Regions from separate parts of the Homo sapiens genome. Here region 2 is linked to region 1. The links are chromatin contacts, found by Hi-C or POLR2A ChIA-PET in ENCODE. All regions are on one chromosome and are shown on one strand. The core of a region is the stretch at or near the end of the contact, and the rest is flanking DNA. Distances in the headings are between cores, read along the strand shown.

What was found. A loop is a pair of places that touch in the nucleus more often than their neighbours do. ChIA-PET counts read pairs that join two places held with the same protein, here RNA polymerase II (POLR2A). Pooled maps may share reads with other maps.
Region 2: a map with no recorded cell type shows a loop between it and region 1 (5-fold over the local background). The contact joins two enhancer-like sites. A Hi-C loop is called at or near these places in 1 of 37 single-sample maps with no recorded cell type and 7 of 50 pooled maps. POLR2A ChIA-PET finds 5 or more read pairs at or near these places in 2 of 52 experiments (OCI-LY7 and WTC11).

The regions. Positions count from the first base shown.
Region 1 is chr6:149,052,270-149,058,506 of GRCh38, forward strand. All of the region lies in intron 7 of UST (uronyl 2-sulfotransferase), which reads left to right. Among named protein-coding and RNA genes, the nearest start is that of UST-AS2, 23 kb to the left of the region's middle. RefSeq lists an enhancer at 2,146-2,265. Within about 2 kb of position 2,658, at least 4 of the 41 ENCODE cell types and tissues checked have a DNase peak (open chromatin) inside an H3K27ac peak, as active enhancers do.
Region 2 is chr6:149,230,350-149,236,820 of GRCh38, forward strand. It overlaps a transcript of TAB2 not described here. Among named protein-coding and RNA genes, the nearest start is that of TAB2-AS1, 24 kb to the right of the region's middle. Within about 2 kb of position 5,107, at least 10 of the 41 ENCODE cell types and tissues checked have a DNase peak (open chromatin) inside an H3K27ac peak, as active enhancers do.

The DNA.
Region 1 (6,237 bases), core at 1,408-3,907:
GATGTTTCAAGGGAATATATTTTGAGGATAACAGTCATAATATTAATAGTTGTTGTTATTATATTTAACACTCATTGGGAGCTTCTTGTGTCTCAGGAATCTTGTTAAGTCCTTTAGATGTACTATTTCATTTAATCCTAAGAACAACCCTGTGAGGAAGATACTATTATTATGTCCATTGTACAGATAAGGAAACCACCAACTTAGAGATGATTCATAACGCTTCTATGTTACTGAGCTGGTCGCTAGCAGCACTCAAGTGATTGAACATTCAACCCAGGCCCAGGTGACTTGCAACCCCGTGCTCGTAAGCTCTTAACTGGTCTCTCTCTCTCTCTCTCTCTCTGAAAAGGGCAAAATCTAAAACATGATTATCTGAGGGAGATGGGGTAGCTAGAAAAGTAGGATTCTATGAAATGTTATTCTGCTGAATTCTCAAGAACACAGTGTTTCTGGAAAGCTTAGTGGTTCTGTTGAGGTGATGTTCATTGATATTCTAAATGTGTTACTTTGTTTTATTTTTTTGTTGGTGGGGGAAGACTTTACTAGTTGGAATTACTAAAATCGCTTTAATAAAGTGCTTGCAAAGACTCAATCTGGTTAACAGTAAAGCCATTTGTTTCAGTCATGTCAGCAACTTTGGTTTTCATAAGGGTTTTAATGAATCGGAGAGTGGAATTTAAGAAAGCAAACAATCCAAGGAATACTCCTTATTTTTCTAAAATAGCAAAGCAAAAATGGGAACCCTTTCCAGTTTAGTTACAGCAAGTATCTATTGGAGTTTTAGAAATTCTTAGAGTACATCATTTATCATATAGAACAAAACTTGATTAATGAACACTTTTTAAAAGTCTTTTTAGGGTCCTATTATTATTTTAGTTGTTTAGATATAAAAATATTTTATGACATATTCACTGTTAAATTTATAGTGAATTGACATTCAGTGACATTTGTTTTTAAAGTTGTTTATTGAAATATGTAGTCTACCAGAAATAAGTACGGTTACCAACTACTGAAATCAATTTAATAGTAATTTGGTCTTGTTAGTCTGTTAAAAAGAATTATTGGCCTTCAGATATTTCCACAAAGCCCTTTGTTACTCATGAATCCCATCAAGATGCTATGAATAAAGACTGTGAATATCAATAAGTTTGAAAACATTCCATGCTCATGTTCAGGGTCATATTTTTCCCTGTCTTCTATGTTCCTCTTTGTGGCTATAAACCCAAACTTATGTGTTGTGTGTTTTTTCTATGACAATTATGGATATGACTTATTTACTATATGCTCTATGAGGTATAACCTAATGTCAACTGACTTCAACTATGTTTGCCATACTTCCAAAAAAATAGCCACTCATGTATCTGTCTGATCAGGAGGTGAACCGATGGTGCTGTATGAAATTGAGAACTAATTATCTCATAAACATTCTAAGTGGATATAAGGAATTATGTGCTCAGTTGCAACCACTAATTTATCGAAGCACCGGGTCTAAATACCTCAGGGAATGCACAGAAGCCTGATGGTTGAAAAGCCTTCAAAGCATTCTCTCAGCTAAAAAGTACAAGAATTGGGGCTCATATCTAGTGCCTTTTTGGACAGTTGGTCACAGAAGCTTAGAAACATTGGCACAAGTATTGTCAGGTGGAGCCTGGCCGTGACCTCTGTGAAATGGCTGTCATGAGCTTGGCAGGGTGGGAATAATGGCTCTCCTGCCACCATCTGTCACCCCTGTCCAAGACACCAGCACAATTTGAGAGCAGCTGTGGTTCCCTACCCTATTCTCACCCCATCCCCCCATGCCCAGCAGCTCCCTCCCTGGGACTTTGGACCTCGTGGGAAAAAAATGGAGAAGGAGGGAAAGAAAAGTACTTGAGGGTTTTGTAAATGTTCAGAAAGGGAGGGGGGTGCGGTAGAATTAAATCTACCCAAAGAAGAGCCAAAGAGCTTTCACTTGCTTTCCCTTCTAGCCAACCAGTAACCAGTAGGCCTTCATTTTATTGTCACATGTAAAACTCAAGAAGTGATGAGTAAGTAGCATTCAATTAGAATTTAATCTTTTTTGGTAGAAATGGTGTAAAAGTTTTCAATGAGGATATGCTGATTCCTGGTTGCATGTTCCACAGCCTTTGATGTTCAACCACATCATCTTGCACTTATAGCTAAAAGGTGTCAGACACCTAACATTGTCTTAGCAATCTTCTGTGGTTCCAGATACTGTGTGCATCTTACAGGCTGGAGTTGGGGGACACCGATGCTTAATGGGAAAACTAATGACTTTATACAGATCTTATAAAACTCTGCTATTGTCGGGGGGCAGGCATTTAGTAGATTAAGTTTGTAATCTAAGAGAGGAAACTGGGCAGGAAAGACAAGAGTGAGGTGAAGCACCACCGTGGACCAGAAAAAGGCTTGAAATTAGAAGCCTTTGGCAAAAGTGTGAAACTTTGCCACTTTACATTGTTCAGTGGGTCAGAAATTGTCAAAGATTTTCTTTTTTCTCCAAAGAGAAATGACGAGGAAGGAGAGACATTTTTTATTTGTTCTGGGTGTTTGTTTATTGTTTGTTTTGGACAAGGTCTCACTCTGTTGCCCAGACTGGAGTACAGTGGTGCAGTCACAGCTCACTGCAGCCTAGACCTCCCCGGCTCAAGCAATCTGAAAGAGAGACATTTCAAAATTGAACCTAAGACTCATGGTTTATCGCATGAGAACCCACAGCTCTCACAGAAACTCAAGAAATGTCTTAGTGAGGGGACTCAATCCTTTACACTTCGAGCTGAAAGGACGGCAGTCAGCCCAGCCAGGAGGTTACCTCAGCATAGACCAAGTAAATAAATCATTTGGTAGAAGCCATTTGAGAGTAAAGGTTACTAGAAAGTCATAAATCAACCAGCAAGTCGATGTATGGTTTTGCTAGAATGTAGGAGCAATTAGAAATTTTTAGAAATATTTCTTTAACTGTGCGTGACTTGAGGAAGAGGACTATGACCTAACTAACCAGTTACTATTATTATATCAAAATGAGATTTTAAAAAATACAGTATGGATTTAATGCCGGTTCACTTATTCAGTTTTATGCAGTTAAGTTGTTGTTTTTAGAACATTATGAAATTTCATTTCATGCCCCAATAAAACTAAACTAAAATGGAATGGGTTACAGCTTTTCCATTTGTTGACTTTTCTCTTTCAAACATCTTTGATTTTCCATTCATTGAACACACTTTTTAAGAATGCTTTGAATGTCATTCAAGTTACCCGTTTCTCCTGTCCCCTCCCCCACCTGTCTCTAATGCAGTTTCCAAAGTGAACCAATCCTAACGGAACCTAATGATACCTTTGAGCACGTTTCTTAGTAACACTAGCACCTCTTTCTTACCTGCTTCTAATTCACATAATGGCCTTTCTAGCATTGGCTGATTGTTTCTTTTTCATTTCCCCTTTATCACTCCCACCCATGTCTTATCAAAGGGGAAGGCTGGTGGTTAATGGTCAGTGCATTGCACCACAATTTCATGCTTGTGCTGCATCAAAAGTCTAACCTGACAATCAGTCCCTTCTCTTCCATCTGACATCAGAAGCTTCTGCAGTTTCTCACAGCCATTGGCCATGAAAGTTCAGCTCAAGAAGTCATCGCAACTACCTTCATTTATAGCCTGTTGTTGACCTAAAACCTAATGCATGTCAGTGCTCTTCTCTGTTTCTTCTCTCATGTCAGAAAAATTAAAATGTTTTAATTTTTTTCCCAGGCTGCATTTGCAAGTTTTAATATGTCTATAACATTTTTATAGTATATCAGTATCCATATCAAACATTTAACTCTGTTACTCTGCTTTTCTTTTCTTTTCTTTTTTTTTTTTTTTTTTTTTTTTTTGAAATGGGGTCTCGCTATGTCGCTGCAGTGCGGTGGCGTTAGCTCACTGCAACCTCTGCCTCCCGGGTTCAAGCGACTCTCAGCCTCCTGAGTGGCTGGGATTACAGGCATGCACCACCATGCCCAGCTAATTTTTGCATTTTTAGTGGACACGAGGTTTTGCCATGTTGGCCAAGCTGGTCTCAAATTCCTGACCTCAAGTGATCCACCACCTTGGCCTCTCAAAGTGCTGGGATTACAGGCCTAAGCCACCGCACCCGGCCTACCCCTGCTTTTCAAAGTCATAGCCATGATACCCAGGGATTTTTCCCTCACATGGTCCTGGTGTCTACTGACATTAGCTTATCAATTTCAAACTTTCCTTAAGCAAAACAAATGGGCCTCCTATACAAATGGGAAGGTTGCAGTTTCATCTCATTTTTTCTTAGAGTTTTGCCTGGTTAAAGCAATTTGGATGTTTTTAGATATTCACACTGTCTTATTTAGTGTGCAGTTGCAAATCTGATTTTTAACAGGGAGAGAAGGAAGAGGTAGGGCTGTTAATTTGCATTCCCCTAAGACTGAGTACTACCAGTGGGCTACAGGTTGCCCAGATAAAGTACATTTAATTTTAAAGTAACATTGCAAACTCTCCCAGTAGAATTGACAGCATCCTTGGAACTTCATTTCACACTTTCCTGACTTGGGAATGGTTATTTTGAGTAGCACCTCCTATTAACCTAACTTCTTAATGCCTGGACAGAAGGTTAAATATCTCACTTATCTACATGTTCGGCCTCCATGAACAGCTGCTTCATTCACAGCCCTTCAAGGGTTTATCAAAATTTCCCCATGTTTAACATTCCAGAGAGAACATCCAGGTTGTTGGCTCTTGAGACTCACCATTGGTTCACTCACTGAGGCTGATGATTGTGACTAATATAATCTTAAAACAAAAAATGCAATAGGATACATTCTGTTAAAGAAAATGCATTTTGAATTAACTATAAAAATACAAAGTTCTGTGATAGCCCTATCTGAGTACCCAGTTCATAGAATCCAAAAATGAGAAAAGATTTCGTCTCCGTGATTGTAGTCATCATGTGGTGTAATTTGCTAAGAATTTCAAGTGCACTAAATGTTTTACGAGCAACCATACTCCCATATTAAGGGCACTGCTGTACTCCTTTACATTCTCAGAGTCAGGAGATGCAGGATTTTCAAAAGGCCCTGTGCATTTTGAAACTTTAGCAAGGTAGGTGATAGATTGATTTCATGTAACAATAAAATAAATGTCTTAAAGTTTCAGGATCTCTGACAATAGAAGATAAGTGGTATCTTAGAGTTGGCAGAATTGAAGACCTTATCAGCTATAAGAAGAAAAGTTACTGCTCAATATCTGAAGCTGCCATTGACCTTAGGGAAACAAGCAAAAAGGCACATGATCGCTTATGAACAAGGATGTGCATCTGATATTATTGAGTCATAGAAACAGAAAACCCAATCATCTAACAGTAGCAGATGGTTATATGACCTTTAAGGCATCTATAAAATGGAGCATATAAAAACACATTGCAAAATGTAATTGGTAATAATTAAAGATATAGGAGAAATGGTCATGGTTAGTTAAATTTTAAAGATGATAAAACTAAATAAACAATATAGCACAGATGTGTTTTACAATGAATAGGCATAAATAAGAAAAAGACTAGAAGGAAATGTACTACTACAGTAATAACTGTGGCTTGATTAAAAGTTATTTTATATTCTTGTTTTCCTAAGTTTCCTAAAAACTTTACTATGTATTTGCATATGTGTATATGTACATATAGGTAAGTATATACATATATCTGCACATCATGTATACATGTACATAGTATGTTTATATGGGTACATCACAATCAGAAAAATAAATGTTTATGTTTTAAATTATTTTTCTCCAAGAAATAAGGTTTAAAGCTCAAAGCTTATAAACTTCCCAAGGGCTTTCTGATGATCCTGTGTGGATCTAGATAGTAGCTTGATCTGTACGAAACCCCAGAGAAGAAAAAGTAATAGACCAACATGAAAAAATGAGACAAAGAACTGTCCTGTGGTCATATCACCATCTGTGGAGTGCCCAGAGTGACGGTGTCAGCAACTGGCTTTAACATCATCAGGGCTAGATGTAGGTAATGAAGTGTGATTTCAGGAGAGGGCCTCCTCCCTGCCAAAGGAGGAGCATGTGTGTGTGTGTGTGTGTGTGTGTGTGTGTGTGTGTGTGTGTATGTGCGCGCGCGTGTGTCTGTGTGTAAGAGAGGGAGAGAGAGAAGTACCCTAGGCCTGCAAATGCCACACAGACTATGAGGAGTAGAGAAAAAGAATCCTGTCCATAAAGCAAAAGC
Region 2 (6,471 bases), core at 3,857-6,356, 180 kb after region 1:
TTAGAAGTATTGGCCTGTGGACACCCCTAAGCTCCACAAGTCTGAGAATCACAGCTTTTATGCCCAGTAAGTCCACGCTTGTTAGTTTTCTACTCCTGCATTCATCAGTGGGGCTTGAGTTCTTCAACCTTAAAAGGCCAATAAACTGATTTGGTCCAACTTAGATCAATAATAGATATCTCCTAGGTCAAGTACATGAGGCAAGGAATATAGAGTGTAAAAATAAATGTATCAAGTTTTCTAGACAGCCACCAGAGCAAGCTCAGTGGTCCATGTGATGCTTGACTCCAGGTCCTTGATAATAAGCTCATTGACAGTTCTAGGCAGTCATAATCCACACAGGACAGGGAAATCTGTAAATTGGATGGCTTCAGTGGAAGCCTCCTTGCCCTACAAGGCCGTAAGGATGAGCTGTCATGAACTAGAAGGTCTATTTTCATTCTAGCTATTGGACCCCGCTTTTGACACACTGACATTCACAGCAAAGGTTAGGAAATTACAGTAAGTATTTTTCTATGGTCAGGCTGCTATTCTGGCATTTTAGGGGAACTGAAAACAGGCCCCTTGGCTTCCTGCATGTTTTGTGCATTCACAGTCCTGGGTTTTGCTGCATGAGAGAGATGTGCTATGGGGTAGGAATTGGACAAGCTCACTTACTGAGCTGGTCAGCCCACTTCCCAATGGGCGCTCTCAGAAGGAACCCTGTGAGATAGAAAGCAGGTCTCTCTGCCTTCAGGATACCTACATTCTAATCAGAGGCTGCCACACTAAACTTGCAGCCTCACCTCATTACAATTCAGTTCTTGTGCTTCTGAACTTTTACACCAGTATTTGGGGAACATTAGGAAGGGGAGACGAAATGTGGACAATGATTCCATTTTATTACATATGAAAAGGGCAGTGGAGCTGATGATTAATAACTACCGCATGCCTTGTGAGCTTGAACAGTCACCACTTTAATGTCAGAGACTTTATTTTCTGTTCCATAGAAAATGGTGGAAAAAGTAGCAAGAAAACAGCATGCATCTGTGGTTATATACTTATGCAATCAGATACTTAATTGCATTCTGTAAATTGCATGTATGTATGTAGGAAGCAATCATTTGTTTAACAACTCTTTGTGGTGTTTTCTTCTAATTTTCCTACAAATTAAATTTTAAACTTGATTTGGGGGTGATACCTAAAGTAAGTTGAACACGCTTTAAATGTCTTTTCTATATAATATTGACTGTCTTGGGAAAAGCACTTAATCACTGCATATGTACATATGTAGATGAGTCTAATTTCTCTTGAAAGAAGAAATTTAAATAAGCTAAGCTAGAGCTCCTATATTAAAACACCTAAAATTAAGCAAAGTATTTTCGAAATGAGTGTGAAAATCTCCTTTGGAAAGTTGACAGTGGGGAAGACATTTAGACCGTATCTCTGGTCCTCAAGTAAGAGGAAGCTCAAACATCAGGGGAGCAGAGGAGGTGTTTACATTTCTTCTTCCAGTTGAAGTTTCACAACTTTGGAAGCAAAAAAGAGAGGAGTGAACAGCTGGCTTTTACAGAGTATCGGAGAGCAGGGTTTCTGGACCAGGGCTCCCTACCCAGAGCAACGGGTTACTGGCAAAGGACAGCGAGAGGATCTACAAACGCTTGGGAAAACATGCTTAACAGGAAGCTCACTGACCTGATTGTGAGGATCAGAAACAGAAATTTGAGGGTGGAGGGGGAAAACTCTGTGAACTTACAGGACAGGGAACAAGACGTGCGCTAGAAAGAGAAGAATGATTGGGGAGGTGTTCCTTAGTGTTCAGCAGAAATAAGGAAGAGGGAAGAGCACGAGGCCAGGCCTCGGGGACCACCAGCCAACCCACAGACACAGAAACAAAGGGAGTTTGATTTTTTTTTTTAGACGGACTCTCGCTCTGTCGCCCAAGCTGGAGTGCAGTGGCACCATCTCAGCTCACTGCAACCTCCGCCTCCCCAGTTCAAGTGATTCTCCTACCTCAGCCCCCCAAGTAGCTGGGATTACAGGCACACAACACCACGCCCAGCTAATTTTTGTATTTTTAGTAGAGACGGGGTTTCACCATTTTGCCAGGCTGGTCTAGGATTCCTGACCTCAAGTGTTCCGCCTGCCTCGGCCTCTCCAAGTGTTGAGATTACAAGCGTGAGCCACCACCCTCAGCCCAGGAGCTTGATATATTAACACAAGACAGAACTATGATCTCACAGTGTCACTGAGGCAGGAACAAGGCCGATGACAGGAATACCACTAAGGGAGGCTATGCCTTGTTCAAACCATAGAAGTGGGGGGAGGGTATCACTGAACTGGATAATAACACTAGGTGTAGTTAGCTGTCCCTATATAGCAAGCATTGTGTTTATTGCCTTCTATTAGTTATTTCCTTTAATCCAACAAAGTAGAGTTCCATTTTTCAGATGAGGAAACTGAGGCTTGGAGAAGTAGGCTCCAAGCAGGCTTTCATCCTCTACACTAAACTGCCTCCAGAGAAAGTGCCCCAGAGCAGAACAAGCCTTGGAATGCTGTCGTACCCCTGGCCCATCCTGAGGGATGCTGCTGTACTTCCCTCACAGCGACCTGTGTGGAAGTCGAAGCCCAAAAGGCAGGCACAGCTGACATCCTGGCCAGGAGTACCCACTCCCATGCCAGGGCATAGTACATAATAGCCCTGTTTCACCTGCCTAGTGTCCACCCCTCACACCAGGAGTGATATATCCTGCATGCAGACCCACCAGCCGGAAGATGGAGGTAGCCAGGCACTCATGGGTGGGGACAAATGATGACAGGAAATAACCAAGGAAGTCATGAATGCCATGGTAACTACCTGGCGGGGGGTGAGAAACAAGGGCTTTCCAGCACAAGTCACAACTTGGGCACTTAGCACAGTGACCAAGAATCTGTCATCCAGGGTCCGAGACAAACCTCCCTCCGCTCAGTGTGCCTCCTTGGCTTCTCCACTGAGACGCCTCTACTGTAGGCCAAGAAAGTTGATCCTGAAAGCTCACCGCAGAAAGCAGCAAACTAAACCTCCTTCCTGCCTGGGCCCAGAGCCACCCAGGGCCCAGCAACCAGTTCTTATCTCTTCATCTGATTTGTCACACGTAAGTGTCATGGTTGAGCCATTGGTTTGTCTCCTCCATTATATTATGAGCCTCTTAAAGGCCAGAAGTGGTTTTTTATCCCTGAATCACCAACATGTAACTGCCCCCTAACAAAGCACTAAGTAATTGTTTACCAAATGACTCATGGATCTGACATTCTTCAAATGAAAACCCCCTAGGAAGGTTTTCTCCAATAGATTAGTCCTGCTTTCCTTTACACTTCACAATATACTTGTTTATTAGATTGTAAATTTCTCAAGGCCAGAAACTCACCTTAATCTATTCAATTGGTGCAAAAGTGATTGTTGTTTTTGCAACTACTTTTAATGGCAAGAACTGCAATTACTTCTGCACCAACCTAATATATCCAATGCTTGATCCATAACGGGCTCTCCATAAACAATAATATAATTTTTTTACCACCATGAAGCCCTCCAACCCTCCCCAAATGCTGTTAGGTTGGACCTCTCAATCCTATCCTTGTGTAATTCGCTTATGAAATGTAAATGTGGCATTTTTACATTTATTCCTATGAAGTTCCAACAGTACTTCACTTCAGTTTATGATTTTTTTAACCTTTTAATAATAATAATCAGTCACATTTTTGTCATTTGTATTTTCAACCAAGTCTTTAAGAACTATATTGAACAAGACACCTATGACTCACAAACCGCTCCTAGTATGAAGTTTTCACATGGGAGGTTTTCAATAACATTTTTAAGATAAAAGAGAAACCTACTAAAAGCAGACTATCTGATAAAATCTTGGCTTCCCCTGCTGACATGTGCAGACTTGAAGACAGAAGAAGTAATAAAGGGAACTCTTGCTACTCGGATGTTTTAAATCAGAATGTTGAAACCATAACCCCCTAGAGGTCACCCCTTTCTTGAGAGGTGCCAGGAGGAAAGTAAGAGGCTGAAGAGGGGTTGGCTGAAGGGCACTGGGGCCAGCAGGAAGTCAACCACTGCCCACCCACACCCCAGCTTCACCCCGAGCTACTCACTGCCATCTTGTATGTATTAGGGTTTTGCGTAAGGTTTTGTTTGGGAGAAACTGGTGCCCACAAAAAAGAAAATGGAAAATCAACCTCCCCATTTCACAGTTGCCCACCTCCTGCCGCATGTACCTTGCAAATGACGCTGTCAGCCAGACATCCCAGGGAGCTGCTTATTCATTTTCTTGTGGACAAGATGGGAAAATAGAGTGCAGTTAGGTTGGGTTCTTAGCAGACAATACACTGTGCTGAGATGATTAATGAATTGATTTCAACCTGGAGGGAGTTCCCTGGGTTGTGTCATAGAACTGTGTGAGATTTTTTCAGTGATTTGAAGGAAACATCAAAGGCATGTGTGCCAGATAAGTAGAAGATAAAAAGATGAGACGACTAAGATTAGAGAGTGTGAAAAAAAAAAAAAAAAACACACTCTTTTTAAAAAATGGCATTGGCCTAAGAATAGACCAAAAACAAAGGCATACCATGTAACAAGAATAAACACTAAGTGCCACTTTTAGATTTTCAAAAACAATTGCAAAAATACAAGATGAGGACATCTGACTTCAGCACTTTTTATTAGAAAGCCAGGAGGTTTATAATTAATAATAACTCCAGCTTTTTAAGTGTGCGCTCTGTGCCACTCAATCTGAGTTCAGAGTGGAGCATAAAAATAAAAGCTAAGGCAAGTTCTGTTTGCATTCATATAAATACAACATTCAAGGCAAGGAAACATCTGACCATAATCTGAACTGGCTGAAACACCAAGTGGGTTTACGGTTTCAATCCCGGATGACACACTGTAAGAGGGACCTTGAGAAACTGGGCCCTGTGCCAAGGAAAACAGAATTTTGAAGGCTCCATAAGCCACAATAGTGAAGAAGTGTTAAAGGAAATGGGGATATTCTGTTGAGGAAGAGCAATCTTGGGAGGAACGTGATAGATGTCTTTAAAAATTTGAAACATCCTATTAAAAGGGGATCCTATGTGTTTGGTGTAACAGCAGAAAGAGGAACTAGGATCAGGAGGGTGAAGTTTGAGGTAGCAGCCTTGTTTGGTCTTGAGCACCAAAAAATCATCTGACTAGCTTGAGCAAAAAGATACATTGGTTGGAAGAACATGAAGGAGTTCACCATTTCCTAGCTAGGCCGAGGAACCAGACTGGGGGTCCACAAGAAACAGAGGGCTCCAGAAAGCCTTGATATCAGGAACTTCTTGACCATCTTGCTTAGCACTGCCTCTACAATTAAAAGAATTCCAGCCATTGCCTTGGTGCTTGTGTCACCCTGCTCAAGATTCATGTCCTAGGAGCGTGAATTTCATTAGACATGCATAGGTCACACATCAGTCCCTTGACTGTCCCAGGGAAATGAGAAGAAGAGTCTGGCAGAAGGACCTTCAAGAGGTCCCTTTGACTTCCACAGGGGGAGGACACCTAGATTTATTTGTCAAACCCAGGCTGGCTCTAGTGGAAAGCAGTTTATTCCCCAAAAGAAAACTATGGTCCTCTTGGGAAGGGAGAATGGATTTAAGGCACCCAAAAAGTGAAAAATGACCATGACACAGAGCTCAAAATGCAGAAATACTTTCTAAAGATTAAAGTGGTCCAGGACATTGGAGACTACAAAGGGTGGGAGGGTGAGAGGGAGGTGAGGGTTGAAAAATTACCTATTGGGGACAGTGCTCACTATTTGGGAGATGGGCGCACTAAAATACCAGGCTTCACCACTACACAATATACGCATGCAAGAAATCTGCACTTGTGCCCCCTAAATATATAAAAATAAAATAAAATGGTCCAGGAATATAATGACCAATGAGGTCACCCTCATTTGAGGTATTCAAGCGTAAGTCACAGGATCAAACAATAGGAGGTATTGTTGGCTGAAGCTTCTATATCTCTAAATAAGTAGTTTTCAACTTGGGAACATGTCAGAATCATGGGAGGAGCTTTTTCAAATTATTTCTGCCTCGATTTCTTTCCTGTTCACAAAGATTCTAATGCCCTTTTACCATTCCTTATTCCCCATTGCCAAATGAGAACCCAATACAACACCACATCTGAGGTTTCTACTCACTCAGTGCTTTCTGTTGGTGAAATGGCCCAGAAAAAGAGATAGGAGGCTAATCAAGTGGGGAAGTTCTTTTTTATATAAAAATTTTTTGAGTAATAGGAATGTCTACCTTGTAGAGTTAGGCAGCATAAGACATATCTGTTAAAAAATGGAAAGGAACTTGGCTGAAGAAAATTAATAGTTGGAGTTATCTGGCAATGCTGCATATGTTGGCTTCCCTAGGCTACTGTTATTTTGTTTGGAAGGGGTCCAATTTTCCCCTTGCATAAAAGGAGACAAGAGCTGTTTGAAG